2 separate regions of the Homo sapiens genome follow, and region 1 is linked to region 2. Evidence: chromatin loops called from intact Hi-C (ENCODE). Cell type or tissue: CD14-positive monocyte. All regions are shown on one strand. Each heading gives the region's core, and the rest is flanking DNA. Links, peaks and the distances in the headings are about the cores only.

Evidence for each region. Hi-C counts contacts between places; a loop is a spot of excess contacts. Peaks named below come from ENCODE experiments on the same cell type or tissue, not always from the same donor. Only the 100,000 strongest peaks of a DNase experiment are listed, where the experiment ranks them.
Region 1: it touches region 2 in a loop (14-fold over the local background); 76 of 110 quality-filtered maps call a loop at or near these places.

The regions. Positions count from the first base shown.
Region 1 is chr11:92,934,192-92,950,341 of GRCh38, forward strand. It overlaps the pseudogene SNRPGP16. Among named protein-coding and RNA genes, the nearest start is that of LINC02746, 27 kb to the left of the region's middle. In CD14-positive monocyte, for the core only: CTCF peaks have their summits at 7,980 and 8,189; a DNase peak (open chromatin) is centred at 7,980.
Region 2 is chr11:93,214,185-93,230,334 of GRCh38, forward strand. It overlaps LOC112268080 (ATP synthase subunit ATP5MJ, mitochondrial-like), which reads right to left and starts at 8,356. Exons shown (of 1, transcript XM_024448785.2): 1 at 7,124-8,356. The coding sequence starts at 7,446. The coding sequence ends at 7,270. In CD14-positive monocyte, for the core only: CTCF peaks have their summits at 11,635 (motif pointing left) and 11,834; no DNase peak of the experiment used is centred there.

The sequences.
Region 1 (16,150 bases), core at 4,214-12,213, 280 kb before region 2:
ACAGGGTATAGAATATGACTAGGGATGAAGGAAAGGGTAAGATACTTCAGGGTGGGATGGGGATTTTGTTTTGTAAGGACTTTGGTATTTATCTAGGAGCAATGGGAAGGCATTTAAAGATTTTAATCAGGGGTGTAATCTGATGAGATCTGAATTTTTAAAGGTTCTCTTTGCCTGCAGCTTAGAGAAGGGACTGGGGAGAAAGGGCACAGGAGTGGACATCATGAGTCCAGTTGGGAGACTAATGCAAACACAGTGGTGGCTTAGAAAGGATGTGGAGAGAAATGGTGGATGAATAAAACCATTCATTTAGTGCAGAGCTAAATGAATGTGGAGGTGAAGTGCGGGGAAGTATCGCAGATAAACTTCCAAGTGTCTGGCTTAGCACTGGGTGGCTTGTGGGGCATGTTTGGTGGGGACAAGATAGGCTGTGTTTGAGGTGATGGTGAGAAAGCCAAATGGAAACAATGACAGGGAGCTCGGAGAAGATGCCTGGGTTGGACTTGGCAATGAGTAGAAGGCGACTGGCATCACGGGAGGAGATGGGGTCACATAAGCAACGTCTCACTGCAGGACTCTCACCTCAGGGAGAAGAGACCAGGGGCGGCTGAGCCCTCAGGAGTTCCACAATTTCCTGTTGGACTCAATGACTTCCATCATCCTGGTCCAAGCCGCAGTCCTCCCTGTTCCCACGTGGCAGTCAGACTGATCCTTATAGAAAACATGTCAGATGAGCTTAAAACCTTCTCCTCAGCCTAAAACCCTCCAGCAGCCCCCAGTCACTCAGGAGAAAAGCCAGAAACCTCACAGAGGAGCATAAGGCCTTGCAGAATTCAGCACATACACTACTTCCCCCGTTAACTCTCTGACATGATTGTCAAGTGCTCACCCTCTCATCCCTGCACCAGGGCGTTTGCACTGATGTTCCCTCTGCCTGAAATGCTTTTCCCTCTCGTGTTACATGGCTCACTTCCTTAGCTCCATGTGACCTTTTCAGGTTCCTGCTAAACAGTGAGCTTCATGAGGACAAGAGTTTTTCTCTCTCCCTTCATTGCTATTTTCTAGCACCTAGAAAAGTGACTAACACATACTCTGTCTTCAACAAAAATTTGTTGGATGAAAAAAATGAATGAAAAAATTTTAAAAAGTCTGTGTGAGACAAAGTAGCAAACTTAAGAAGCCAAATTTGCTCATTTCTGCTTAAACTTCTGACTCTGTGACACCATGCAGCTCTCTGAAAGATAGTTTGAGGACAAAACAGGAGATAGCACATGGCCCCCATGTCTCTTGCCTGAGTCAACATAATTCCTTAAAAGGATAAATGATCCTGGCCCTTGGCTTTTCTTACACATAAGATGTCTGACCGGGTTAGTGATCATACTTTTACAATCTATAACCAAAAGTACTTTAGTAATCTATGACCAGATGTACTCTTACACTGAAGCCTTGATTTGATTCTGCTATAATACAACTTCTGAGCCAGTTTGATGTGATTTTGCATGTACTGAACCTCCACCACCTGTATCTAAACAGTGGGCTGAAGCCCTGTGTCACAGCGGTCTGACAGAACCTCTGACAGAGCAGAAGGGCTGTTCCTGGGCTGTCGGCCTCTGTCTATAATCCTCAGGAAGCCTTCTGAATAAAACTAACTTTAATTATTTAAAAGTTTTGCCAGGCGTGGTGGCTCATGCCTGTAATCCCAGCACTTTGGGAGTCCAAGGCAGGCGGATCACCTTAAGTCAGGAGTTCGAGACCAGCCTGGCCAACATAGTGAAACCCTGTCTCTACTAAAAATACAAAAATTAGCTGGGTGTGGTGGTGTGTGTTTGTAATCCCAGCTACTCAGGAGGCTCAGGCAGGAGAATCGCTTGAACCCGGGAGGAGGAGGTTGCAATGAGCCGAGATGGTGCCACTGCATTCCAGCCTGGGCCAGAGAGTGAGACTCTGTTAAGAAAAAAAAAAAAAAAAAGGCTGGGCGCGGTGGCTCACGCCTGTAATCCCAGCACTTTGGGAGCCTGAGGAGGGTGGATCACGAGGTCAGGAGATCGAGATCAACCTGGCTAACACGGTGAAACCCCGTCTCTACTAAAAATAAAAAAAAATTAGCCGGGCTTGGTGGCGGGTGCCTGCAGTCCCAGCTACTCAGGAGGCTGAGGCAGGACAATGGTGTGAACTCAGGAGGCGGAGCTTGCAGTGAGCTGAGATCGCACCACTGCACTCCAGCCTGGGCAACAGAGCGAGACTCCGTCTCAAAAAAAAAAAAAAAAAAAAAAAAGCTGCAACTGTTACTATAGGGGGGAAGCTCTTCTCCAGTTCAAGCTGGTTGAGACCACTGATCCTTCAACTGGGCCTGTGCAGGTGACCAAAGAATGACCTTTCAATGTCAGAGAGCCAAAAACTCCACCCTCAGATCATGCTAACACTGCCATTTTCTGCACACATGTCATGTGATGAACTGTGTAGCTCAATTATGCTTGCAGAAATCCCAACAACCTCACCTTTCCTACCCGCCAATCATCTTTTCCAACTCTTTAGACCATCCTGCTTTCTTTCTCATAAGCATCTCCAAGCTCTATTTTTGGGGAGGCCTGCTGGAGATTTGTTCTTCTGCTTCCTTGCATTACAGTGTTGTGAATACAATTTTTCCTCTTAGGCAGAAATCCATCATCACAGTGATTGGATTGCTGTGTGATGGCAGAATGAACCTGGTCACTAACAAAAGAGGTAAAGAAGTAGCTAAAGGGGGATATGAGATCAAGGAGGGTTTTTATTAGGTTTTTAAGAGGGAGAGGTGGAAACTTGCCCAAATGCTTATTGGAAGGAGCCAGGAGAGTCTGAGATACAGATTTACGAGAGAACAGATAAAATTAATATAGTGTAAGCTCCTCAAGAAGGCAGGCTGAGACCCAGACATTGCCTAGGAAGAGAGCCTCTCTTCTCCAGGAACAGGACAGATTGAGGGGTTGACACAGTAGAAGGTGAGTCTGTGGAAGCAATGAGCATTTCCTATGATAGCTTCTGTTTTCTCTGTGTAGTAGGAAGGGGGTCATGGGCTTGGAGAAAGCAAGGGAGGAGGGAAGCTTGGAGGTTTGCAGGCAAAGGAGAAGACTTGAAATTTTGGACACAGGCCCACGATCAATTGGCTAATAGAATGAGTGACATCAGACACTAAACACTGGGCCTATCTGTGAAGTGTGATGGAGGCCATAAATTCCATTTCAGTGCATCTCTGAGCCTGCTCAGTAGACACCATGAACAAAGCTCACTCTCTCAAGTTGAAAAAACTTATGGACAAGTTGTCACTGAAATTAAATGGTGGTAGATGTGTCCAAGGAATACTGTGGGGATTCAGTCATTTTATGAATCTTATGATAGATGAATGTGTGAAGATGGCAATTAGTGGGCAACAGAACAATATTAGAACAGTGGAAATAGGAGGAAACAGTATCATCACGTTAAAAGCCTTGGAACAAGTCTAAATAATGGCTATCCAGCAGAGGAATTCATGTCCCCTCTCCAAAGGGTCTGTTCTCTATGATGTAAAAATTAGATCGTGTACATTTTCATATTAAACTTTTTATTAAATAAACTTTTGTAATAGTCAAAAAAGTTGGACACAGAATGACAGAGGGTAGGTGGTAGTGTTAAATAGGTGGGTGTGATATTGCTATGTACTAAGAAATATACAATTTTATTTTCATCCTCCCCTAAAACCCTTGGAATCATTCCTAAAATCCTTGGAGTCTCCAAAGGGATAAATGTCTCTTTGCATGCAAATAAAATTATTTTTGGCTACGGTGTCCTATAGTGTCTGCGAGTGGGGGTTGGTTGGCAGGGAAACCAACCATGTGATTAGAAGGTTGGAACTTTCAGCCCCCTGTCTCCAGGGAGGGTAAAAAAACTGAAGGTTGAGTTGATCACCAGTGGCCAATTATTTAATCAATCGGCACTACATAAATGAAGCCTCCATAAAAACTCAGAAGGACAGATTCTGAGAGCTTCCAGGTTGCTGAACACATGGAGATACCTGGAGCATGGTGCATCCTGGGAGGGTATGGAAGATCTGTAGCCTTCCCACATACCTCTTATGTACCTCTTCATCTGGCAGTTCATCTACATCCTCCATAACTTTATTTATTTATTTATTTATTTATTTGTTTATTTATTTTTATTTATTTATTTTTGAGACGGAGTCTGACCCTGTCGCCCTGGCTGGAGTGCAGTGGCGCGATCTTGACTCACAGCAGGCTCTGCCTCCCAGGTTCACGCCATTCTCCTGCCTCAGCCCCCGGAGTAGCTGGACTACAGGTGCCCGCCACCACGCCCGGCTAATTTTTTTGTATTTTTAGTAGAGACGGGGTTTCGCCGTATTAGCCAGGATGGTCTCCATCTCCTGACCTCGTGATCCACCTGCCTCGGCCTCCCAAAGTGCTGGGATTACAGGCGTGAGCCACCATGTCTTGCCCATGCTCCATAACTTTGTAACAAACTGGTAAACATAAGTATTTCTCTGAGTTCTGTGAGCTATTCTAGCAAATGGTTAAACCCAAGGAGGAGGTCATGGGAACCGTTGATTTATGGCTAGTTGCTCAGAAGTACAGGTAACAACCTTGTGCTTGCAATTGGTATCTGAAGTTGGGGGCCATCTCGTGGGGCTGAGCCCGTTAGTGGTGGGGTCTGTGCTAACTCTCAGAATTAAATTGTAAGACACCCAGTTAATGCCTACAGAGGATTGGAGAATTGTTGATGTGAAAAACCCACACATCTGGTGTCAAAAGTGAAGTAACTGAGTAAAGAAAAACAGTTTGTTTTTCCCTTTTGAGTGGGGGAGGATGCATGGTGGGGCCCAAATGAGGAAGCCTCTGGTTATTAAATAGAATAGATCAAACAAATATAGCTTGTAGGTCAAGGGGTCTAAGAGCCATAGACCTCAATTTCCTTATTATTTGGAGAAAATAATTATGAGACGAAGTAGCAAACATCTGCCTCTGGCCAGTCTCACAGCCAGCCCTTGCAGTGAAGAAGCCATGCCTCAGGTTTTCATGTCTCTTACCTGAATCACTGTGTTTTTTAGAAAAGATAAGCTCAATGATCTCAGCCCTTGCCTTTTCTTGTACGTAACGTCTGACAGTATTAATGATTTTCCCTCTGCAATCTATAATCAGATGTGCTCTCACACCCAGGCTTTGATGAGATTTTGCTTTAATGTAACTTCTGAGCACATGTAGAACCTCCACCATCTAATACGTAAGTTATGGGTTCATACACTGCTTTGGAGCAGTCTAACCAAAACTGAAAGATTCACCTGGATTGCCATCTGAGGGAAGACTCAGTGAAACTAACTTTAATTCTGTAAAAGCCTAGGTTTCTCTTTCATTGACACAATCTGTGATCTCTCACAGTTTTTACATTTTACAACTCTGCTGGGCCCATATAGTATCAGGATAATGTTGGCTTCTTCTAACATCTTAAGGTAACTGAGAAGGTTGCTTCATCTCCGACAGAAATTCCATTAGAGTCACGGGGCACAGAGGTTTTTTTCTATTCTCCGACCTCTCCAGGAAGCAATAATGCATTATTTCATGAACTAGAAGTAAGTAACCTGAGAATCTCTGCTATTCATATTTGGCATCACTGTGTGGGCATTGACCTCTATGTGTGTGCCCGAGTGATTCAAGGCTTGCAGTGGAAGATAAACTACTATAGGACGTGCAACCCCCACTCCTGTGTGGGGCATGGTGAAAAAGACCACTGGTTCTGGAATCAGGGAATCTGGGTTCAAATACTAGATCTTCCACTTGGGGAAGAGAAGTCATGTTGATGGAGGAGAACCTCTCTAAGCCTCTGGTTTCCTAACCAAAGAGGCCAATGATAAGGCCAGCCAACTGTGCACAGGTACTTACTGGAATACTCAACATTCTGAGCCAGCAGCTATTGTGAGTGTGTCTTATAGTAACTCATTTTATCTTCGCAACTTTCTAAGAAGGTACTATTTTCATCCTTATTTAACAGGTAAAAGAAACTGAGACACAAAGATGTTAAGTGATTTGCCCAAGGACACCCAGTTAGTGAGAGTCAAGCCTGTCTGACTTGGGTTGGTGTTCTCACCCACTCACAGCAGCTGCTCCAGGCACTAGTGAGATGTGCCACTTACTGAAGCCTGCACACCTTATGTGTGTTTAGTTATCACAATAACCCACAGCGTCATTATGACACCTCTTTCATGAATAAGGCTGTGGAAGCTCACAAAAGTTACTCCATTTGCCCAAGACCAACAGAGCCACTCTGGCAAAGCCAAGATTAACTGGCTTCCAGATCTGCTCTCTTCCTATGAAAATAAGGTAACACATGGAAAATGCTTGGTAACTTGTAAAACTCTGTATTGACAATGGTATTACCATTCTCAGTGGTCCTTACTCTCTCTAGAGCTCACAACTTTGTGTTGCTTTTACAGATAAGAAAATTGAGTTCCAGGGCAGTAAGTTAATTTGCTAGCATTCCACAGACAGAGTTGGGTTTGGAACCAGGTCTGTGCTTCTCAAAATGGAGGCTCTTAGGCCCAGGGGTAATGGATAAGGTGTTCTGCATAAAGGTGGTGTATCCTTCTACAGAATTTATTTTATTCAGATATTTGGGTAAAAATATCATTTTTATGTTAAGCATAGTGATATATTAGTGCCTCAGAATGCAACACTCATATTGGTTTTTATAGTAAAATATGAGACTTCAATTCTGCTTTTCCTCCTGCAGCATAGGACTATCTCCTCAGGTCCCTGAGATATGGATTAGCCCCTTTGGTCAGGAGGGGTACTTGGGCGGATGTTGGAGAAGCTTCTGCTACACTGGGCAGCCTCTCGCTGTGCCATGTGCCTCTGCTCCCCTCACCCACAGAGGATGCTTCTAGATGAATCCTGCCTGAACTCAGGGAGGCAGAAAAGACAGTCTCATAAGAAGTCTGTGAGTCCCTGAGAGTACTTTGCTTTTTAACCAAAAGATATAATTACTTCTCTTTACCTGATTCATTCGCCAGTTGATGAAATTGATGTATTAAAATATGTTCGCTCACTAGGTTTCTAACTTTCCCAAAATGCTTCCAGACAGACAGCTTTGTGCCCACAGCTGTGAGTGTCTTGACATTTATCTCTAGCTGGGACGCTGGGATCTAGTCTAGAGTCTGTTGTGTCTTCTTCTGTGACCTCAGGCCGGGCACATTACCTCAGTGGGCTTCAGTAACCTCACTTACAGGGGACAGGAGTTGGAGAATCACTAAGATTTCTTTCCATTTGGGCAGGTTTTGGGACCCAGGGGTTAAGTAAAGACAAGAACATGAGGTTCAGTAGCTGGGAATGTAAGTTCCCTGAGAGCAAGGCCTTTTTTGTTCATTGCCTGAAACAATGCAGGACATACAGTAGACAGTGAGTTACTATTTGTTAAATGAAATGAATAAATCTCCTCAACTTCTTGCCTGGCAGAATCAGTAAATACAAAGGAGGGGACATCCAGACAGATGACCTGAACAGAGTGGGCAGCTGGCTCACCTTTGCTCCACTCCACTCAATGCTAGCCCAGAGCCTGGCATAGGTGGCTGCTCATGGATTGAGCTTTTAAACAGCACTGAGGGTGTTCGGCAGGCAGGAGTAGGGGTGGTCTCAGTGGATTGTGGTCATTAACAGTCCTTAAGCTCCAAGAGGCCAAGGGCAAGATGAGGGAACAACATGACACTTATAGCTTCTGGCTGTGTTTGTACTGGTGGAGGTGACTATTGCTACCTGACTTAGATGTGAATAAAACTGCGGAGGATAAGGGATGAGAGGTGGAAGTGTTTTCTTATTTGTGTGTGTTGTTTTAGCCCCCTAGAGACATTGTTTTGCATTTGTAGTGTAAGCAAAGGCTCCGGAGAGCTGGTGAAAGATGCTTCCTTCCCTTCTCTCCTACCCCGACATCACTGAATGTATTTTCCCTTCTCTACCACTGGGAGTCGCAAGTGCCCACAATAATGCTCCGTTTCTTTTTAATAAAACAAACGGGAAGTATCTTTTTTGTGAAGATTTGTCCTTCACTGATGCACTGCCCTTTGGTTGATGAATATTCAGAAAAGGGGTAAGGGCAGGGGATATTGTGAAGGGTAGAACAGAGGAATAATACGGGGCAAAGCTTGGAGTCTGTTTCCAAAGAGCAAAAGAACGGATCTCCTCCCCAGGTAAGCTGTCACCTCCCAACTGTGGTGGGCATAAGTACATGGTAAAGCAAGTGTGGGGTGGGAGAACGGGATGCCCGGTGTCAACCACATCCCCTACATCTCCAGGTTAAATAGTCTCCCAAGGTGACGCCATCAGGCAGTCAAAGTCAAAAACCATGAGTTTAGGATGAGGCCATATTTTAAAGGTCCATCACTTTAAAGAAAAACATTGAGTTAGAAAAGATTTAAGAAGCCCATGTACATGGCCAAAACAGCGAGTGGCTGAAGCTTGGAAAACGTTATTTTACTGGACCTTTCTTCTCCACTGGGCTGCAAACCTCAGTGTTCATAAGCTTTGCATTCCCAATGCCTGGTGTAGCTCCCGGGCCACTGTAGACTTACAGTAAGCCCTGGAAGGAAGAAGAGAGAATGAGGAAGGAAGGGAAGAGGTAAGGAAGGAAAGAATGGAAGGTGTGCGTAGTAAGAAGGTAAATGTGGCAGATGGCCCCAATGACTCCTGCCCTCTGGTGTTCATGCCTTTGCGTGATCCCTCCGCCGGGAGGTATGGGCTGGACCTAGTGACTGCCGCCCAATAGAGACTACTTCAATAGTGATGGTATCTTACTTACCAGCTTGCAAAAAGGCTGTCACTTCTGTCTTCAGCACCTTTCTCACTCTCTTACTCTTTTGTTTTGAAGAAAGCCAGCTGTCAAGTTGTGAGCTGCCAACAACCAGGTGAGTGAGCTTGGAAGCTTGGAAGAGGGTTTTCCCCCATGTGTCTTGGGATGGCCGCAGCCCCATCCAACATCTTGATTACAGCCTTGTGAGAAACCCTGAGCCAGAGACATCAGCTAACCACACTCAGATTCTGGCCCCACAGAAACTGTGAGATAGTAAGTGTTTCTTCTTTTCAGATGCTAATTTTATGATGACAGTCTTAGGCAGCAATAGGTACCTAATACAGATTTTGGTACCTAGAAGTGATATCTAGAAATGTAGGAGTGTAGGCAGTGGATGGAACCTGGAAGGGTTTTGAAGAGAGGGTTAGAGAAAGCCTAAATTGCCACAGACTTTTTATAGAAATCTGGGTTTTGAAATCACTGCTCTTAATTATTATAACTTCCATGCATCTCAAAAAATGCAGATACTCTGCACATAGAGAAAAAACTTTAGGCAAATACTTGTGTTCCTCTTTAGCTATTGCGGGATCTGGCCAGCAGCCCGCAATGCAATGGGGCTCTCTCTTTGTTCCCAGGCAGATCAGCAGGTTGAGAAATAATAGACACACACAAGATAGTGAAAGCTGGGTCCAGGGGGGGTCACTGCCTTCTGGTCCCACGGTGCCAACGATGCACTGGATATGCCAGCATTTATTATTAAGTTTAGTGAGGAGGGGGTAGGTTAGTGAGGGATTTAGGGTCATTTGATTATGAGGTGAGATGGTCACATGGGGATGAAGTAATTCTTTAACATAACATTTGTATGTAGAAGTACAGTACATTTGTATGTAGAAGTACAGTATACAGAGATAAGAATTTACAATATAGTGTGTGCATCAGTAATTTCTAACAGAGGCTTAAAACAGAAACACAATCTTTCCATAACCTATGATTAGCAAGATATTAATCAGCAGTAACAGTTGCAACAAAAGCTGGTTACAAACAATCCATAGAAACAGGACATGAAGCTAGACAACCGGTTAGACCAGAAATTCTCAGAAGGGAGTATGCCTTAACCCTCAAGAGGCCTAGAAGAGCCGTGGCAAGATGAGGGCATTTATAGCCCTATCTTATCCATATGGACAGGCACCCCCCATGCATCCGTTTATAGGCTCTCCACAAAGGTCGCATTCCATTCCTAGAGCTATGAACATCTGCTTTTCTGGGATAGGAATCTTGATGATGTGAAACCTCCCTGACTGCACGTCCATTCATAGGCTCTCTGCAGGGGGAAGCACATCACATGCTGTTGGCTCATTCTGGCAGTCCAACCTGGCATTGTCTTTACACAATCCTGCATGCAATTTTTTATTTACAATAATCAGGAGCATTTCATCTTTTATTCCATAGCAATAGTTTCAGGGGGTCTCCCTACATCTCCCCCTTTTCTCTGATTTAAATGAACCATAGCAATCATAGCTTGGTGCTGATCACAATTGGATTGAAGAATATTTTTTCCAATTTTACACATGAACAATAAACCAATAGCACAAATTATATACAAAACAAAATTAACGATAGTGGATCCTCCCAAAGATTTTACCTATTGAATGGGGTTGAGATTAGATAATCCCTCAGAGATACCACCTAAAACTTCAGCACCAGGTAAAGCAGTTAAGTGTGCTTGTGAGGCCTCAAAAATCTGTTCTTTTAGCTTGCTTATGTCTAAACTTAAATTATCTTCACTTCCTTGTAAATGACAGTTTACTGATTCCCTATTGTAAACAGACTCATTTTATTGAAACGGAGTTGTACAAAAATTAGAAGTATTCCAATCACATTGCATTTGTAATCTATGTTCTAAACTCATAATTTTATCTCCCATCCATGTAACAGTTTGTCTTAGGTCATTAATTTGGTTAGCCAATTTTTTATCAATACCTGACTGAGAATTCCATATCTGAGTAGAATTTTTTTGCCATTTATCCACAAAATGAACAGTTTGAATAGATTGATGTAATGCAACTCCAGCAGTAGCAGCAGTCGCAGTTACAGCAATCAAGCCCATTATTATTGCAATTAATGTAAAAATAAATCATTTACTCCTTTTAAGAATTTTCTGTAGAATATTGTTAATAACATGGATAGAGGGGGAAGATTCCCAAGGCCCATGTAAGGCTACAGGGAGCCAAATACCTTCTCTGGCTCTGACTATTAAAATACTATGATATTGATTAAAGGATGAGTCAATACAAATACACAAGTAACAATTAACACAGGTAATTATGTTGGTTTCTGAACTATCATGCATCTTTCCTACTAATAACGTATATGGTAGTTTAACACAACTTTTAAGTGATATAGTTTTGTTGGACTCCATATAGATAGTATATATATTTTGAGGTGACAAGGTGGATTTACTTATAACACTTTCTCCAGCCCAAACTCTCATACCAGTCATAGCTATTGTTAATCTCCATAATTCTGAATGTTCAGGTTCTAAGTGCAGAACAATGAGCCTTGGCTTTGGAGGGGCAACCCCTGCCCCTTTCCACTTAAGAGGAAAAAAGGAGTTAAATCTACGATATAACAGGGGAGGGTTGTCACTACTTTTTTGATAAGTAATATCATAGAGAAAATGTTGACAATCTTTGTGACCTTGAGAGCAATCATTAGTAATATGACCTTTGGGAGCCCAGTCAACAATGGTGTACTGAGAAGAATTAAATAACACAGTTCCTTCTGAGCTAACACAATCTTTCCATATTAATTTGTCAGCATTTGAAGACAAGTTGAGAGATCATGCAGGTCCTAAAGGCTTATATTGGGTTGTGTGAATATATTCAGTGATTTCTGTTTTGATCTGCCTTAGAGGTTTTAATGAGAGCCCTGATACCAAGTGTCCCAAAGGAGGGACAGAGTGACCAGATGGTAGTGTGACCGCCCAAGTTTGAATATCTAATGAGAGACATCCATTAGTGGGTCCCAGGCACAAAGGTGGACACCTAAAACCTAAAGTGATATTGAAAGGGATTCCTTCTTCTGAAGGTTGGGCAGGACAACGATCATCTACAGAACCAGGCATCCAAATACTATCATTAACATAGACCTCGATAGGAGCGTCCATCTATGTCATGGCTCGAATAAGAGGAGGAAAAGGAATATAGGCCCAATGTGTATAGTTTTTAACAGTCTGTGGGGCAACAGAGGGTAGAAGGATCAGTGTCATCAGGAGGAGGCAGAGGTTGAGCCAGACCTGGATCTCTGGAGACAAGTTGTTCAGGAAGGCTGACTGGATTGTCTGTTGTAAAGGAGTTAGCGTGGTCATTTTCTTCTTTTTGACGATTGGATGTGTTAGTTGTTTCTTGCTGTGGTGCTTTTTCAGCAAATTTCTCTGTCTCGTTGTTGTATGCATTTTCAGGACACAATTTCATGTGTCTAGCAGGAATCCAAACAGGAGATTGATGTTCACCTGGGGAAACACAAGCATAACCTCTTCCCCACGTTAAAATAGAATTTTTTGACCATATATTAGATTGAACATCTTTCCACCATACTTCTCTTCCTTGGTTTACTGTAGGACGGTTACCAGAGAAATGTTTTTCTGGCATTAGTATAAGTGAGTTGATGAAATTGTTCTGCATCTGTAATGGCTAGAGAAACTAGAGTATCAACTTTATGATTACCACTGGATAAAGGTCCAGGCAAATTAGTATGAGAACGAATGTGAGTGAAGAAAAAAGAGTGGTTTCGGTTTTTTGTAACAAAGACAGTTTTTTGTAACAAAGAGAAAAAGGAAAACAGATTAGTGTCAGTAATATTTTTGATGGTAGCTGTTTCTATTGCCTTAGTGGCATGCACTACATATGCTGAGTCAGAGAAAATATTAAGAGACTGATCAAAATCCTGTAATGCAGAGATAACAGCAAACAACTCAGCTTTTTGAGCAGAATTGTATGGAGTAGAAATGACTTTATCTTTTGGTCCTACATACCCTGCCTTTCCATTACTGGATCCATCACTAAAAATGGTAATGGCTGTCTCTAGTGGTGATGAACGAGTAAGTTTTGGTAGAATCCAGGAAGTATTTCTTAGAAATTGAAAGAATTTTGACTTAGGCAAATGATCATCAATAGTGCCAATGAAGTCAGCCAGATTAGTCTGCCAGCACAAGGATGTAGAAAAGGCATTTTTAACTTCATTTTTTGACAAAGGGACTACAATAATGTTTGGATCAAAGCTGGAAACTTTAGTGATATGTTGACATCCTAACCCAATCAAAGTGGCTATTTGATCAAGATATATTGAAAGAGTTTTAAAGGCTGAATTAGGAAGAAATACCCATTCAACTAGAGAATCATTTTGTACTATAAGTCCCGTAGGAGAGTGGATGGAAGGAAAAACTAAAAATTGTAAAGTCAAATTTGGGTCAATATGAGAGACTTGTGCCTCTCTCACTCTTTGTTTTACAAAAGACAACTCTTGTTTTGCTGGCTCAGATAGAGAGCAAGGACTGTTTAAATCTGTATCTCCTGATAAAGTGGCAAATAGATGAAATAATGCATAAGTAGGGATGCCTAGGGTTGGTCTGAGATAATTGATGTCACCTCGTAATGTTTGAAAATCATTTAAGGTGTTTAAATTGTCAGTATGAAGTTGGACTTTTTGGGGCTTAATGGAGTGAGCTTCTAGCTGCATTCCTAAGTACAGAAAAGGAGTGGCTTGTTGAATTTTATCAGGAGCAATGTGGAGTCCTGCATTGGCATCAGCTAATTTTAAAGAGGTAAAACATTGAATTAATTCATCTTTAGTGGAGGCAGCAATTAGTATATCATCCATATAATGAAGAATGTAATTATTTTTAAAAGTCTGTTGGATAGGTTGTAACACAGTACCGACAAACAACTGACAAATAGTAGGACTGTTAATCATTCCTTGAGGTAAAACTTTCCATTGATATCTAGCTGCGGGAGCTGAATTGTTAATGGAAGGTATAGTGAAAGCAAATTTTTCACAGTCTGACTTGTCTAAAGGAATATGGAAAAAGCAGTCTTTAAGGTCAATGATAATTAAAGGCCATTCCTTAGGAATCATGGAGGGGGAGGGCATACCGGGTTGTAACACCCCCATAGGTTTAATAACTGCATTAGCAGCTCTTAAGTCTGTTACCATCCTCCATTTTCCTGACTTTTTTTGTACAACAAACACAGGAGAGTTCCATGAAGACAATGAGGGCTCAGTAGTGTTTGCTTGTAGTAAATCATTAACAATTTCAATTAAAGCCTCCAACTTGTGTTTGGACAGTGGCCACTGCTCTACCTAAACAGGTGACTCACGCATCCATTGTGCAGGGACAGAGGAAGAGAAGGAGAGTGAGGGCGCTGGGATGCGGACTGAGGGGAAGCAGGGTTCCAAGCCTCTGAAAGAAGGGGTCCCGGAGCATCAAAAGAAACAGTGGGCTTAGAAAAGGGGAGAGGTCCAAAAGGACAAGAGGAACGAGAAACAGACCATTCAGAAGAATGCCGCATGTCCTCCTCTGGCAGAGGGGGCAACAGCTTAGTAGAAGAAGAGTTAACATATACAGTTTCCATGATAGGAGGCGGAGGGAGGGGATCATCACCAGGTTCCTCCTCTTGGGGAGAAAACAAGGAGAGATCGAATTCTTCTTCATCATCAGAAAGAGGACTAGTAGGGGGGTCAGCTACCCGAGGTAAAGGGAGCAGTTCACCATCTGCATTAACTTCTGGCAGTTGAAGAGGACCACCAGACTGAAAAGGAAGTAAAGCAACACAAATGAGAGCCCAGTCAGTACAAACAGAAATAGGAAGTAAAACACCATTCTCTCTTGAGTTGGCAGAGTGTGGCACCAACTCGATCCCAGTCTAACAGGTCCATAGAACCTTTGTCAGGAAACCAAGGACAATGTTTTTCAATAGTCTGAAATAAGAGAATAAAGTTATTGGAATCAGCCTTGATTCCACCCTGTTTAAGAAGAAGTTTAATAAAAGACAGATAAGGCTGGTGTTTAAACTGTGATTGTCCCATAATAAGCCTGGAATATTACTGGTCAACAAACCTGAGAAGAGGGGAGAGTCGGAAAAACCATACCCGGAGACCTTACCGTTGAGACTGAAGACTAGTCATCACAAACTGCACTCAGAGTGCACTGCGCCGAGGAACAAAGAAGGCCATGTTGGGTGCCAGATATTGCGGGATCTGGCCAGCAGCCCGCAATGCAATGGGGCTCTCTCTTTGTTCCCAGGCAGATCAGCAGGTTGAGAAATAATAGACACACACAAGATAGTGAAAGCTGGGTCCAGGGGGTCACCGCCTTCTGGTCCCGCAGTGCCAACAATGCACTGGTTATGTCCAGCATGTATTATTAAGTTTAGTGAGGAGGGGGTAGGTTAGTGAGGGATTTAGGGTCATTTGATTATGAGGTGAGATGGTCACATGGGGATGAAGTAATTCTTTAACATAACATTTGTATGTAGAAGTACAGTACATTAGTATGTAGAAGTACAGTATACAGAGATAAGAATTTACGATATAGTGTGTGCATCAGTAATTTCTAACAGAGGCTTAAAACAGAAACACAATCTTTCCATAACCTATGATTAGCAAGATATTAATCAGCAGTAACAGTTGCAACAAAAGCTGGTTACAAACAATCCATGGAAACAGGACGTGAAGCTAGACAACCGGTTAGACCAGAAATTCTCAGAAGGGAGTATGCCTTAACCCTCAAGAGGCCTAGAAGAGCCGTGGCAAGATGAGGGCATTTATAGCCCTATCTTATCCCTATGGACAGGCACCCCACCATGCGTCCGTTTATAGGCTCTCCACAAAGGTCGCATTCCATTCCTAGAGCTATGAACATCTGCTTTTCTGGGATAGGAATCTTGGTGATGTGAAACCTCCCTGATTGCACGTCCATTCATAGGCTCTCTGCAGGGGGAAGCACATCACGTGCTGTTGGCTCGTTCTGGCAGTCCAACCTGGCATTGTCTTTACACAATCCTGCATGCAATTTTTTATTTACAATAATCAGGAGCATTTCATCTTTTATTCCATAGAAGTAGTTTCAGGGGGTCTCCCTACATTTAGCAACATGAGAGAATTTACTACTTTTTATATTTTTAAACATGAGTGTGCTATCACTGTTATTATCTAGCAGATAGTGCTAGATACGTGCCAGGCACCATGCCAGGCGCTGGCAAGACAAAGGTGTATAAATAATATTTGCCCTTGAGAATATAGGTAAATGTTTTTTGTTTGTTTTTATTTTTGTTTTAAAACTGGACCCTGCGTT
Region 2 (16,150 bases), core at 3,960-11,959:
TCTTTAAGACCAGGCTGGTAGCCAATCACATTATGCTTCATTTATAGGATACTGTTCCTGTTAATTTTGTTTTTTAGTGATAACACACAATTGTTCCTCATCTGATTTTTCCCTCATAAAACAGCTAAGCATTTTGATCTGACTTTCTCAATAGACTGCATTCATTGTATAATAAATTAGATCAATGATTGATTACTTAATAATAGGCCATTGTATTAAGTCAAAGAAGTGAGAAATTGACCAAGAACAGTTCATTTTGTGTATTATAAATGGATACTAATCCATCCATCCTCTATTTAGGTCTTTGGGTTCCATTACTTATGTCAAGAGGCTATTTACAATCTAACAAGTTTGACCTTATCTCCATTGGTGATCTTTCAAATGTGGCTCTATAAGGAAACCAAAATACCTAGAATTACAGGATTTGGCATACTCCAAAACAACATCAGTGACCCATTCAGATTGAGAATTATTTAACATTCACTGTTCTAGGCATCATGCTTAGTGTTTTCTTATACGTTATCTCATTTAATCTTCACAATAACCCTACAGAAATAAATATTATGATCAATATTTTACAAATGAACAAACTGAGGTTCAGAGAAGAAGTAAATTCTAAGGCTTAGTAGTCACAAGAACCAAACCCAGGATCCCAATTCCAATCTGATGAATTTTTTTTTTTCCCCCTGAGACAGAGTTGCCCAGGCTGGAGTGTAGTGGTGTGATCTCAGCTCACTGCAACCTTCACTTCCCAGGTTCAAGCGATTCTCCTGCCTCAGCCTCCTGAGTAGCTGGGATTACAGGCACACGCCACCATGCCCTGCTAATTTTTTTTTTTTTTTTTTTTTTTTTGAGACGGAGTCTCGCTCTGTCGCCCAGGCTGGAGTGCAGTGGCGGGATCTCGGCTCACTGCAAGCTCCGCCTCCCGGGTTCACGCCATTCTCCTGCCTCAGCCTCCCAAGTAGCTGGGACTACAGGCGCCCGCCACTACGCCCGGCTAATTTTTTGTATATTTTTAGTAGAGACGGGGTTTCACCGTTTTAGCCGGGATGGTCTCGATCTCCTGACCTCGTGATCCGCCCGCCTCGGCCTCCCAAAGTGCTGGGATTACAGGCACAAGCCACTGTGCCTGGCCCTTCTGTGGATTTTAACACTTCTATTCATCTTACCACTTCTGCTGTGTACTTTAGGCTTCTAGCATCACCCTTGTGAGTTAAAATATTAATTCATCTCCCAATTCCTCCAAGAAGTCTGATGTAAATTCCAGATTAGGAGGAATTTTTTTTTTTTTTTTTTTTTGGTGATATGGTCAGAAATGAAGGGAAAGTGCAGGTACATTTTGGTAACATAAATAGCTCGTCTATTCAGAACAAAACCAAGATGGTTCAACATACAAAATAAGATTTTCAAAATCAATCAATAAATATTCATCGATAATTGAGTAATGCGGATGAAGGAAGAACAATAATATATGACTTATATTCTCAATCAATTTGGGAAGACAAAACAGTCCAGGTAAAAAGAACAAGTAACAGTGCAAGGCTATGTATCACAAGGGCAAAGGGGACTCAACAACTCAATGCTAGAGGGATTCACAATAAGTAAAGATTCCTTTGAGGTAGGTTGGTAATGATTTTCAGCGGGGCTGTATAAATGTAAGTCACAACTTCGGTAGTAGAGAGGGTGTATCAGTTCTAAGGAAGGAGAAAGCAATGGGATTGGAGGACGGTGAGAATACCAACAGAGACATTCCTCGCTCAGTGAGCCTCGAAGGTAAGGTAGGACTTGGAGAGGGCTTCGCTGGACAGTCCAGAAAACAATGGATGCAATCAATAAGACTCTTAAGTTCAGACATCAGCCTCTGTATTCAGGCAAAGTCCATACCTGCCCCTCATCACACTGTGGTATTTAGAGGAGAGGCCTAACTTTCCTCAGAAGCCCCCAATGTGTGATTCGCTCTTTCAACTAAGAAGCCTGCTCTAACATTAGGCTGCAGTGCAGAGATTTATCAAATTCACCCCTTAGCTTTGTTCAGTCACTTCAGGATGAATCCTGCACATCCAGAGGATCTTTATACTTACTCTCAGGGTTCACACTCTCTCTTTTAGCACTTTATCTGGAGTTGAAAGAAGCAGCTGTCACTGACTCCATGCCCAGCGTGGAGGTGATCTGTGCTTTAATAGCTGAGGTCCCAGTTTGCCTGGAATAGTCCCAAAGGATTCTGTTGTGCTGAGCATCCACTGTTTTAACAATAAGTTATATAGCCACCCGTGTTATAGTCCTAACTACCATTCAACATGAAGCATGGGCTCAAAGAACCACTTTAGTCCCTTATCTCACAAAACAGATCTACATTTCTGCTGCTGTTCACAGGGACATCATGCCATGGGCCAAAAATCCCCACTTCTCCTAGGAGTATGGATTTGAGGAAGGCCTAAAATTATGGGAAACTCATGCTCAATCTAAAACCATTTAAACAGCCACCTGGCTGATGGTAACAGCAAATTATCCAGACAGTCTGACACTTAACCGTACATCATACTTTTCAAAGAGCACCACTAACACGTCAGTTACTCAGGATTGAGTGCCTGGCATTGCCACCCAGTGAACCGTTTCCTCTTTACAATGCTCAGAAACGACTTGAAAGGCACATTAAGCAAATATCAGACATAAATGTTACCTTAAGCAAACAATGGGAGGGAAGAATACAGAATAGGTCAGAAGCAGCCTCCTGCTACACAGCTGTTCCAAGGGCAAACACACTGCAGTGTTCTGGCAGAGTATGCACTCAACAAATGTTAACGTCTCCTTTGCCCAGGCTCTAATTGAAAATTCTTTTGCCACTTAAATACATGTTTAATTTAAAGGGCTCTGAGTCAGGTTTCTCCCCTGCTCAGCTCAGAGACAAAACATGCTGGACAAACAGGCAGGAAGTCCCGCTGAACATCTGTTTCTGGCTGGGGTGACAGTTCAAATAGATCATTTAGAACTCAATTTAAAATAGTAAAAATGTATTGAGCAACTGCCATGTTTTGAATATGATTTAGTACCTGACCAAGATAGAGTTCACCAACAAGGTTTCACTTCACCAGGAAAGGGAAGACAGGTACAAAAAGCAAAACAGAATCTAGCAGATACCCTAAAAGGAATAGAAACAAAGTGCAATGGAAACACAAAAGAAGGAAAGACTAGTTCTGATTTAGGGGGTGGTAAGGACTTCATGGAAGTATAAGGTATTATTTATCATTATCATCATCATAACAACATTAACTGCTATTACAGAGGGTTTATTATGACCCCATAACTACTCTAAATACTTTAAGTGTATTTTACTCTAAATTAGTCAAACTTGACCTTGAAGGAGGGTGTAATTGAGAGAAATAGAAATGGAGAAGAAAGGATATTCCAAGTGGCAAGAGCAGACTAATGAAAGGCATGATGTCAGGAGGCATTCAGGAAATAGTAACTACTGTGATCACTGTTTGTCAGACTTTGGAATATGTAAGGAATTAAAGGAGACAAGGCTTGAAGCAGAAGTTGGTGCCCTAAATATCACAGTGAGAAATTTGAGATCTGTTCAGTAGGCATTGAGGTTCCATTAAAGCAATGACACTTAATTGTAGGTCTATATCAAAATCCCTGGGTGGGGGTGGGGGGGTGAGTTTCTCAAAATGCCCATGCCTTATTTCTGGAAACTGACTGAGGAAGTCTTATTTGCAGCCCAAGAATCTTCACTTTTTCAGAACTCCTCAGCAATTTTTATGAACATCCCTTGGAGAACCATTGAAAGGCTTCTCTTCTGGGAACTGTCATGATTAAATCTGAGTTTTAAAAGACTTAAGCAGCCATGTAGAGGATGACTGGGTAGGGCACAGCCAGATAGTTGGGCACTGAGTTAGTAAACCCCTGCAGCAGGAAGGGAAATGTAAGGAGACTTGACGGGGGGTGCCTGTGGGCGTGTTCTGCTGAGGTGAATGTGTGTCAGGGTCAGAATCAGCAGGGCCTGTGCATTGACCAGATGTGAAGAGGGAATAAGAGATGACTCTGCTATTTAAGCTTATGCTGGGAGGATGGTACTGTTATTGATTGAGATTAGAAAGATAGAAAAAGGATCATATTTGAGGGCAAAAATAATGAGTCTAGTTTTAAGCATATTAAATTTGAGATGGTAATAGGTGATCTTAGGTGAGTTGAATCAGAAATATACATTTAGATAACCAGAAATGTACATCTAGAACTTGGATGTCTTGTTGCTTGACTATGCCAATAGAATATGACCATATATATAGTCATGTTCTCTAGACTATGTCTTCAAAATATTCTGAATTGAGGTGGAGTGTCTGGCTCATTCAAATTTTGTTTTGTTGATTTGAATAAGTGAGAATGTAAAAAAGATTCTCACAAATAATATTTTAGGAAGGGCCGGGCGATGGCTCATGCCTGTGATTCTAGCACTTTGGGAAGCCGAGGCAGGCGGATCACCTGAGATCAGGAGTTCAAGGCCAGCCTGGCCAACATGGTGAAACCCTGTCTCTACTAAAAAATATAAAAATTAGCTGGGCATGGTGGCATACACCTGTAATCCCAGCTACTCAGGAGGTTGAGACAGGAGAACCACTTGAACCCGGGAGGTGGAGCCTGCAGTGAGCCAAGATCATGCCACTGCACTCCAGCCTGGGTGACAGAGTGAGACTGTCTCAAAGCAAAACAAAAAAATTTTTAAAACATTTTAGGAAGCAAAACAAAAAAAATTTTAAAACATTTTAGGAAGTCTTTCATTCAAGGGTGAGGGAAAGAAGAGGAGTGACAGTGGGGCCTGAGAAAATGCTGCAGGACAAGGAGCCACAAGAATGCACAGGCAGCAAAGACACAGAAAAACAATTTCAGCAGGGAAGGGGATTCTTCAGTGTTCAATGCTTCTGAATTGTTAAAAAGGGTAAGAGAATTAACTGGTTAAGAATTAACCGGTTAATTAGGTTGTAAAGGGTAGAAGCTGACTGTCACTAGCTTAGACAGAAAGAAAAAAAGGAATTTAACGGCAGTGCCTAAAGGAGGATTCTAGGAGAGCTCACAGAGAGTCAGCGGAGGAGATGAACAACCAAGGTTCGGGAAGGGTAGGAACCAGGGCAGCTCTGGGGGCCTCCTAGGAATCTATGACCCCTCTCCCAGGTGGTGCAGCCATTAATACAACTCTGCTCCAGAAAATTCTGCACCTCTCCAGTCCATGCTCCATATCCTACGAGAGGGAAGTAACCTAGCTTGAGTGTGTGTCCCTATTTTAACTATGGCCAGGGAAAATGTCAGCAAAGCAAGGCATTCACTCCTTTCGGGGGCTAGCACTAGACCCCAGGGAGAAGAGGTCACTGAAGGTTAGCTCTACTCCAAGAAGCAAGTTCCACTGGAGTGTGGAACTTGTAGGAACCAGTTTGCAAGGTGTGTTCATACATGCAAGAGGGCAATGATGCATGACAGTGCTGTTTCCAGTCCCTCGACCATGAAAGGAAAGTAGCCTGAGAGTTGCAGACTTGAGGGCAGGGTTTTGGGGGCAGTGGAGACTTGACTATATTTGTAGACTGAAGCTGGATCCAGTGGAGTAATAAATTAACATACAAGAAATAAAGGAGGTAATTAATGGCACAGAGACCTAGGTGATGACCAAAGACTTCAGTCAACAATATACTGAATAGAAGGGATCCTGAGGAACTTCATGGAATTACCTATGTATTATATACAAGATAAGAGGAATGTCAAAAAGCAGGGAGATTGGATAGTTGCTCTCTGTATATAGGGGTGTCAGTGAAGTGGTCAGAAGAACTTGAGATGCTTGCACAAGGAGAAACAGTGAAATCAACAGGCTACAAAATCAAAGCAGAGATACACAAAAACTCTTTAGAGATGAAAAACTGGCCTGTGGGCTTGCAAAAGTTTGCTATAACCAAGGTAGATATATTAACTTGACTAAGCAAATAATACATACATTAAAAAGTGATTTTTGTGACTTGGGCACAGAAAAAGCAGGAAAAGTCACTGAAGCCAATGTTAGTAATTTCCATCTTAGCACTGTCCTAGAGAGGCTGTGACCTGGCCAGTATTTCCAGTTCTGTGGGCCAGAAACTTTCTTACCCTGAAGCCATTAAACAGTCAACTTTCTTAGCTTGTATTCTGCATTCAGGACAACCTTCCTCTTGATTATGGTTAAGCTAATCTCTTAAGGAAGACTGTGTTTGTCAGATAAACCTATGCAGTAATTTCTTCTGAAGGAATAAATTAATGGTTTCTGATTTTGATTGGACTTTTCATGGCACTTGGCACTGATCATAAGGACTCCAGAATTCTTATAGTAATTTATTATTGAAAATTAATAAACTGATGCCATGGTTGGAGCAGACACTGCTAATTGCCTATCCAATATCTGTGTTTAGTAACACACTATCACCAGTGGCCCATACATGGCCCTCTTTTATTGATTGATTGTATTAAATTATTGAAAAATAAAAACAATAAAAATTTAAAACTACAAATAACAGATACACTGGTTTGTATTCACTCTTGTAAGTTTGATTATTGTGCAGAACTAACACCTGAGATAAGTGTTTCTTCCTATGGATGAATAAAATTACAGTTCCTGGCCTGCATGGGTAATTTCAGGTCATGATGCTACCTTGGGAGGCCTGTGAGAGGTCATTAGTGGTCTCTTCCTGGTATATGTGCCCTTGGCATCATTGTTTGTTCTCTAGCCACTGTAGAAGAATGCTGATCTTTCTATACTGGCCATTTGGATCAAAGGAAATTGTTGGTGGAACAAACACAACTTGCACAACTTTTATTCCCAGTAAAGAAATTCATTTTTTGACTTTTGTTCACCGGCTTCTATACTAGAGGAAATTAGTTGATTAGCTTTCAAAGGTGCAAAAACTAAAAATAAGTGATAGTAAGCTTTAACTATGTGCCATGTAAGAACTCTGTATCTATGTGCATTATCTCATTGAAGCCACAATAACTGTCCAGCATCTAGTAAGAATAAAATCCCAGTGCCTCAGCCATGTCTCTGTCCTGTGTACTAAATCTTTTGAGTTTACCCAGCAATGACCTCTGTTTCCACCGTACTCCCGATCTTGATCTCTCTTTTTTTTTTCAGTGAATTTCACAGATCCATTTATTCATGCCATGAAGTAAGCGATACTTAAACAAGTGTACAGTCTAACACAGCTTACTTAAATTTACAAGCTGACTGATGTTTCATTTCATGTGTACTCCAGGTAAAGCTGGTTAGTGATGACTGTGAGCAGGCACCGGAGATTTCAAAGCTTTACTTCTTTTATTAGCACTCTGGATTTTATAAATGATGAGGCTCATCAGCCCCATTCCTACCCAAATATCCTGGTAAACTTGAGTATAGTAGAGCTTCATGGGGATCCACACATTTTTAATAATACTTTGAAGCATCTATACCTTTTGCCCACACCTGCCTGTACCTTGCCTCGTGCTCTGTGCACAGCAGCGCCATAGCCCAGGGCGTGTCCCCCTCGGCTGTAATTACTTGATGCTTCCATGTCCTCCTGGGCTATAATTACTCCCACTTGTCACAGCATTCTGGGTGATGACTCAGCCAGGTTCAGGCCAGAGCACAGGTGGGTAGCAACTATCCTGGCAACAGCCCACAAAGCCAGCATCCCCTCCAGGCTTGCCCCAAACTTTCTAGAGGGGAATCACCTCTCTCTTGCACCTCTTCCTGTTACTCTCACACCCAGTGTGGGTCTATGTCCACACTTCCTTCTGTAGATCAGGAGCACCAGATTTGTAGTATCTGAACTATGTCAAGCACCCCAGCTTCTCTTTTCTTCCTCCTGCCCCATTGGAATAGCTACTTTCTTAGTGCTTGCTTACCATCCAAAGAGTAAATCTTTTGTGAAAATCATCCCAGTAGTGTTTGTCTTGGTTTGCTAGAAATTTCCTTAGAAAGATATTTAGTTTCCTTCTAAATATGGCTTATTATTACAGTATTATTATTATTACTAAAATGATGATGGTGATGTCAGTTCATCAGCAGGCCTTTAATAATTTTCTTTGAATGCTATTTTTGTCTTCTGGAGGAGCCTACCTGATCAGATGAAAACAGGAAAGGAGTCAAATATCACCATGATCTAGGTGACCAACTTGTCCCAATTTACCCAGGACTTCTCTGGTTTTAGCACCGAAAGTCCTTCATCCTGGGACACTCCCCTATCCAGAACAAACTGGAACAGTTGGGCATTCTACCACCTCTAAAGAAAAGACCACAGTGAACTTAAGATAATCCTAGAATCACCACTGTCATTAACTGAAAAGTCTTTTCTAAGGAGATTTTTCACTCTCTTATTATTACATGTGATATATTTTATATCTATATCTCCAATAGGATCAGAGAGTGAAATATATATATTATAACAGCTATAATAATACACTTATTGAGTGCTTGCTACATTCTAGGCAATAAGTTAATGCAGCAACTCTGTGAAGTCAGTATTTTTAATTCTAATTTTCAGATAAAGAAAGTGAAATTCAGAATAGTTAGCAAGGTCCCACAACTAGACTTAAACCCATGCACTTAATGATTTATGGATTTAATATTTTATTGTAGGTAAAAAGAGAAAGAGCTGCAACAGTTGGATATCTGAGTAAAGCAAAGGTATAGTTCCATTGCCATTTATCTGGACAAAACAAAGATCAAGATACTGACAATTTATTCTATAAGTTACAACCAAAGTAATTATTTTGGTAAGCTTAAGAGGATACTCCCTTCACACAAAGTCCAACCTTAAATCACATCATTTTAAGGGTGAAATACTAGAAGCATTCTATTAAAGTCGGCAAGAAGACATGCTTGCTATCATTGTTATTCAATTATATCCTAGAAGTTTTAGGCTCTAAAATAAAAAGTTTCAAAATGTTAAATAAATAAATATTAGGTGTCAGTATAATTATTACTTGCAAATCATGATTGTTTACCCAGAAAAAACTTTTAAAGTCTGCTGAAAAACAGCTAGAACTAATAAAAGACTACATACATATCCAGAAGAATATGCTTCCAAAATTATTAACCTCTGGAAATTTCCAGTTATTGTAGGAGGATTTTGTTTTCCTTTTTTTCCTCATGAAAATGACATGCTAGGGATTAGAGAGGGGCCAAAATAAATATCCTGAGATGTTTATTACGTATCTCAGTGGTAAACTACATTTGAGCTATTGAGCATCGGGCTCATTGGGGAAAAGAGGCATAAGCATTTAGGGTATCCAATCCTCCGAAGGGTGGCTGGGGAGTTCTGTTGCCTGAACTGGAGGTAGAATTGGCCCTTTTGTGCCCCAGAAACAGGAGACTGTTAGACCCAGAAGAGGTCCTAGGGAAAGAAAATGGTTGCAGCTTTGGGTCTGAAAGATGGTAGACACCTGACCCACCCTAACTCCATAATTGGTCCAGCACCCTGGAGGAGTGGCACGGGGGAAGATGATGCACAGGGGAACTGTATTTAGAGAGATCATGTACTTTATTGACAAACTTGGGACAGTTCTTGAGATTGGAAAAGGACCCTTTTAACAATTATCCCAGGTATAAACTGAGGTGGTCCTGGGTCAACCAGCACACATGCTCACCCTTGTGAATGCACCTGGGGCCAGTGTCAGGGGCTGGGTCATGGCTTGCCTAGGCTGGCTGCCACTCTGCAATGGTTGCTGCCTCTCGTGGCTCAGCTGACATTGTTGGATAAGATTGCTGGTGACCTTAGGAGTGTCAATTTCTATCTTCTGGAGGCATTGTTTTCTGGTTCTTGGGTTGCTACGAGACTTGGAGACTGGGGCTTGGGCTCCATATTGCAGGAAAAACTGTTTATATATACATATATATACGTGTATATACACGTATATATAATTATATATATACGTATATATAATTATATATATACGTATATATAGTTATATATATACACATATACATATATATGTGTATATATACGTATCGTGTATATATACCCACGTATATATACTTATATATGTGCATATATGTATATAAGAAATATATATACGTATATAAGTACATATATATACGTATACATGTATACATATATACGTATATAAGTACGTATATATATACTTATATATACCTATATAAATATGTATATACATATATATACGTATATATATATACTTAAATAATGAGATATACTTATCTTTATTTTTTAACTTTCATCTGAGAACATATTTCAATAATAATAGTACACAACTTCCCCAGGCAACACCAGCCTGTGGGTGCAAATAAGGCCATCTTGTTATGAATTCCTAAGGTTTCCTGGCTTATTTTCCCACACGCCATGTGCCCCTAGTCCCTGAGCCTCATCAGGAGGTGTCACATGTGCTTAACTCACTCCGCAATCTGAGCTACTCCTAACTGCTCCCCCCATCAGCAGCCAGCATCCCTACCACTGTCCTGCAAGCATGGAATCCCCAGGCTGCTGAGGCTGAACATTACTGGAAACTGGTAACTATGAGAACCAGTGGTTTCCTATGGGGAACAGGTGTGGGAAGTAAAACTTACTTTTTAACTGTGTGCTCTGTTGCACCTTTGGAAATTTCATCTCATGCATTTATAGCATACTTTCAGAGATAGTAATAATTAAAAAGAAAAGAAAAGCAGTATGGGTAGCCGTAGAGGAGCCAGCTATGTAGCTCCCTGGTTTTTATGTTATATTCTGATTGAAGAAAACAAACTAAGCAGGGCTGCCTGTGAATTAGTGTGTTCCAGAAACAGCCCTGCCATTTTACTTCTCAGTCCTTTCTCTGCTTAGAACCAAGGCAAGCATTCAGGAGCCAGGGGCCAGGGGACAGAGTCAAATACCAGCAATGCCCCCATAATTCCCACTTCCTTCTGATGGTTAAAGGCTTTGTACCATGATGAGTCAAGCTCACTCTGCCTGGGGTCTCCGCCTTAGACCCTAAAAAAAAAGACTCCAATAGGTTACCGCAAACTCAACACAGTCCCAAGATGAATGAGCCACCAACATGGAACCCAATGAAGGGTTAGCATAGGTCTAAGAGGGGGAAAGTTATTTTTAAAAAAGATAAATGCTCTGAGAAATACCAATTATAACTGAAAATTGTTCATAAAACCCTGTAAAGGGCTCTTGACTAAATCATTAATATGCATAACCAAACTCCTCCTCTCCTGGGCAGGGTAGTTCAGCCACAAGCATGTATTTATGTAATTAGTGTTATGGTTACAGAAGTGGCCCAGGGAAGACTTAGTTCTTTATTAAAAGAGGGGACTTGTGGTCCCTGTGAAACCTCTGAGAGGTTGGGTAGTATCAAGAGCCATGCGCATTTATAAGAGTGCCTGGCACACAGCAAATGGTTAACACATATTAGCTTTTTAAATTATTGTTATAGTTGTTTCTATAAATTCAAGTGACTTAGAATGTCAAACACTAAAATTGGTTTTTTTAAAACTGGAGTTATTTATCTCAGAAGAGTAATGACAATATCTCGAGGCCATATGTCATAATTTTAGCAATAATTACTCTCTCCAGAATGGCAGGATCTGCTGCTTTTGGAAGATTCTCAAACACTATTTATTCAAGAAGAACAATGATTTAGATCATATTATGGGCTTTGCTGTCACCTAGTGGAAATTTGATTATTATAAACAATTCTCAATAACAAACTCATTCTGAGCTACCGAACCCCCAAGTTTCAGTGATTGCCAGCTGGCTTCCATTGGCTTGCATTCTACAGTTAATTATATTACCAAACCTCTGGTGACAGTCCATCTCTCTGTGGATGCACTTATTTTTAAATCCAAGACAGCAAATCCTGTGTGAGCTGCCTCATTAGAAGCCAGCAGTTGCAGAGAACATTCTTGGCAACTTCCAGATCTCCTGGTCACTGGAATATTGCCAGATCCTAAGAGCAGAGGGACAAACAAACAAACAAACAAACACCTCAAAAAAGCTACCTAATCGCAAGTCCCTTTCTAAAGTGTTTTCATATATTGTCCTACTTTATTACATGGAGTACATTTTTTTCATTTTAAAGATGAGGACATTGCTGCTCAGAAAGGATAACACAGTCAGGAAGTCAAGCAAAAAACAAGAAATTAAAGCTGTCTTCCCACTCCAAATTCAGAACTCTACCTAAGTCAATACCCTGCCTACCAGGATCCTGTGGTTGGCTCATCAGAAATATTAGGAAAGAGGCTAACAGTTTGGTTTCTTTTGAGACAGATCAAGACAGAAGACAAGGCCCTAGGGTTCATAGGCCACTGGGTGGGAAGATACATTCTTTCCCTACTCAGGTTAGTTCCACCACTCTACCCCTGATCTCCTGCCCTCTGGTTCCTCTGGGCTCTTGCTAATGTAACTATCCCCCTTTCCAATTCTCTAACCTCCCCCTCTCCATGGGCAAATCCCTTCCAGCTCTAAAGACCAAATCCAAAAATCTGCCTTCATCTATATTTCTCTCCTGCCCTTCCAAATAGGCTTATCCAAATACTCTTATCACATTTCACCTCCACAATTACTTTTTGTTTTTGTTTTTGTTTTTGAGACAGTGTCTAGCTCTGTTGCCCAGGCTGGAATGCAGTGGCACAACCACAGCTCACTGCAACCTCCGCCTCCCAGGCTCAAGAGATTTTCCCACCTCAGCCTCTCAAGTAGCTGGGACTGCAGACACACACCACCACCAGACATGGCTAATTTTTTTGTATTTTTAGTAGAGATGGGGTTTTGCCATGTTGCCCATGCTGGTCTTGAACTCCTGAGCTCAAAGATATCCGCCTGCCTCAGCCTCCCAAAGTGCTGGGATTACAGGCCTCAACCACTGTGCCCGGCCTACACAATTACTTTTTTTTTTTTTTTTAAAGACAGAGTCTTGCTGTGTTGCCCAGGTTGGACTGCAGTGGCACGATCTCAGCTCAGTGCAACTTCCACCTCCTGGGTTCAAGAGATTCTCCTGCCTCAGCCTCCTGAGCTGTAGCTGGGACTACACGTGCCTGCCACGACGCCTGGCTAATTTTTGTATTTTTAGTAGAGACGGGGTTTTACCATGTTGGCGAGGCTTGTCTCAAACTGCTAACCTCAAGTGATCTGCCTACCTCGGCCTCCCAAAGTGGTGGGATTACAGGCATGAGCTACCACACTTGGCCACACGATTACTCTTTAATGCACCCTGGTGTGGTTTCACCCAATCCCACTCCTCAACTCCCTCCCCTATGGAAGTCATTCAGGTTACCAAGGACCACCTACTTGCCAAATCCAGGGGACTTTACAGTTGTCTGCTTTACTCCTTGGGACATTTCAGGCTATGGACCATGGTCTCCATATGAAATGTATCCTTCCACAGCTGCTGAACCATGGCTCCCCTTGGTTCTCCCACCATTCACTCTTAGTCTCCTTTACAGTTGCCACTCTTATTCTCCAAGCTCCCTCCAGGAGAACTCTCAAGGGACTAATATCACCTGATTCCATGTCTTTGGCTGGGACCTCTTCCCTGAGCTCCTATCACATTGGATCTCTCGAGACACATTGGATCTCAAAGACACTGTGTCAAATTGCACCCATCACCTTCACCCAAACCTGCTTCTCCATCAGCTGCCTGTAAGAAGTAACTAAAACTTATCAACAGGAAAATGTAATAGTGACAAAATTAGTGGAAAATCCCTGGGCTTAAAGGGAGGATAATTTTTTTATGCCATTTAGTTGGGGAGAGAGATTCACCTAAAGATTTTCAAATTTGTTTTATCTTTTTATTTTGTAAAAGTTTCACATTTATAGAAATGTTGCTAAATTAGGACAATAAACTGTCATATATCCTTCACCGAGATTTGCCAATTGTTAATACTTTACCACGCTGGCTTTATATCTTTCCACCTATAACTATGTTATTGTTGTTGCTCTTAAAAGATAAATACTAAAGTATTTAGGGCCTAGTGAAAGGGCCTAGAAGTAATGCAACCTGAGCTACAATGAAGACACCTAGCACCTAGATCTTGATGCCTACATATAATTCCCCTTTAAAAATAGCTGATTCAAAAATACAACTGAAGCACATTCACTCCTAATACTTTAGTATTTGTATTTTAAGAACAGGGACATTGTTTTACATGGAGCAATGACTGTTCAAAAAATTTAATGATGATACAATAATACTACTATGGAATATGCAATCTCTGTCCAAATTCTATCAGTTGTCCTAGCAATATCCCTAATAGCAATGTGTTTATTTTTTTTTCTCATCAGACATTCAGTAACGAACCATGCTTTTCATTTAGTTGTAATCATTTTTTAATGACTTTTAATCTAGAATGGCTCCACAGCCTTTCTTTCTTTCTTTATTTCTTTTTTTTTGAGAGGAGTTTCATTCTTGTTGCCCAGGCTGGAGTACAATGGCATGATCTCGGCTCACCACAACCTCAGCCTCCCAGGTTCAAAAGATTCTCCTGCCTCAGCCTCCCAAGTAGCTGGGATTACAGGCATGCGCCACCATGCCCTGCTAATTTTCTATTTTTAGTAGAGACGGGGTTTCTCCATGTTGGCTAGGCTGGTCTCGAACTCCTGACCTTGTAATCTGTCCACCTTGGCCTCCCAAAGTGCTGGGATTACAGGCTTGAGCCACCATGCCTGGCCTTTCTTTTTCTCTTCTGACATTGATATTTTTGAAACATTCAGACCAGTTGCCTTGTGGCTTATCCTTCAATTTGAGATTGACTGGTGGTTTCCTCATAATTAAGTTCAGGTTATACATTTTTGGCAGGAATGTTACATAAGTGATGTTGTATTCTTAGCCTTTCTTATCAGGAATCATAAGATATCAGTTTGTCCCATTGTTGGTGGTCACTTAGCTACAGTGTTATCTGTTATGTAGAAATACTTTTTTCCTCTTGTAGTTAATGAATAATCTGTGAGGAGAAATTTTCATGCTGTGTAAATATACTCATTCCCAACAAACTTTCACGCAATGGTTTTAATATTCCTGGATGATTCTTATCTAAACAAAATATTACTATGATGGGTGCAAAATCGTGATTTTCTGTGTTATTCCTTCCACATTTACTAGTTGATGTTCTATTATAAAGAAAAGCTCTCCTGTTATTCTTATTATTTGTTTTTCTCTTTGTTTAGTATCATTAAGGGCACTGGTGGATTCTTAGGTTTTTTTCCACAGTGTTATAATCCAGTAGTGTCAGGATTCTTTGGGATCTTTTTTTTTTTTTTTTTTTTTTTTTTTTTGAGACGGAGTCTCGCTCTGTTGCCCAGGCTGGAGTGTAGTGGCACGATCTCGGCTCACTACCAGCTCCGCCTCCTGGGTTCACGCCATTCTCCTGCTTCAGACTCCTGAGTTGCTGGGACTAGAGGCACCCGCCACCATGCCCAGCTAATTTTTGTGTTTTTAGTACAGACCAGGTTTCACTGTGTTGGCCAGGCTGGTCTCAAACTCCTGATCTCAGGTGATCTGCCTGCCTCGGCCTCTCAAAGTGTTGGGATTACAGGCGTGAGCCCCTGCGCCCAGCCGTCTTTGTTCTTTTATTTGTTTTGTTTTTGATCATTGATTTGGCTAGAGGTCTCTTTGAGATTCTTCCTCTTTGTAACATCCTTGGGCCTTTTTATTTTTCAAATAATTTCTTTATTTTCTACTACAACAAAATATTCTAGTCTTATCTTGTATTTATGTTGTATTTTAGAATCAGCTATTTTTAAAGGGGAATTATCTTTAGACACCAAGATCTAGGTGCTAGGAGTGCTCATTGTAACTAGAGTAGCATTACTTCTAGGCCCTTTCAGCAGAAAGAGCTAGGAAAGATATATACATTTTTATTATTTTTTATTTCTTAGAAAAAACATGATTTTATGCTGACACCTCTAAATTTTCCGCATTCCATAAATTATATCACCTCTCTCTCATAGTGGGAAACCTGGCTACCAGAAACATTAGTATATTTACTAATTTACTCAGTCCTAAAATGCTCACCAAATAATTTCAAAATTGCTACACCCATATCACTAACAAAACAATATTTGTTTGAACTTCTTTTTGTTTTTAGACTGAGGGTGTATATCTAAGTATTGTGTTCAAAGTGACTTGGATTCGGCCAGGCGCATTGGCTCACATCTGTAATGCCAGCACTTTG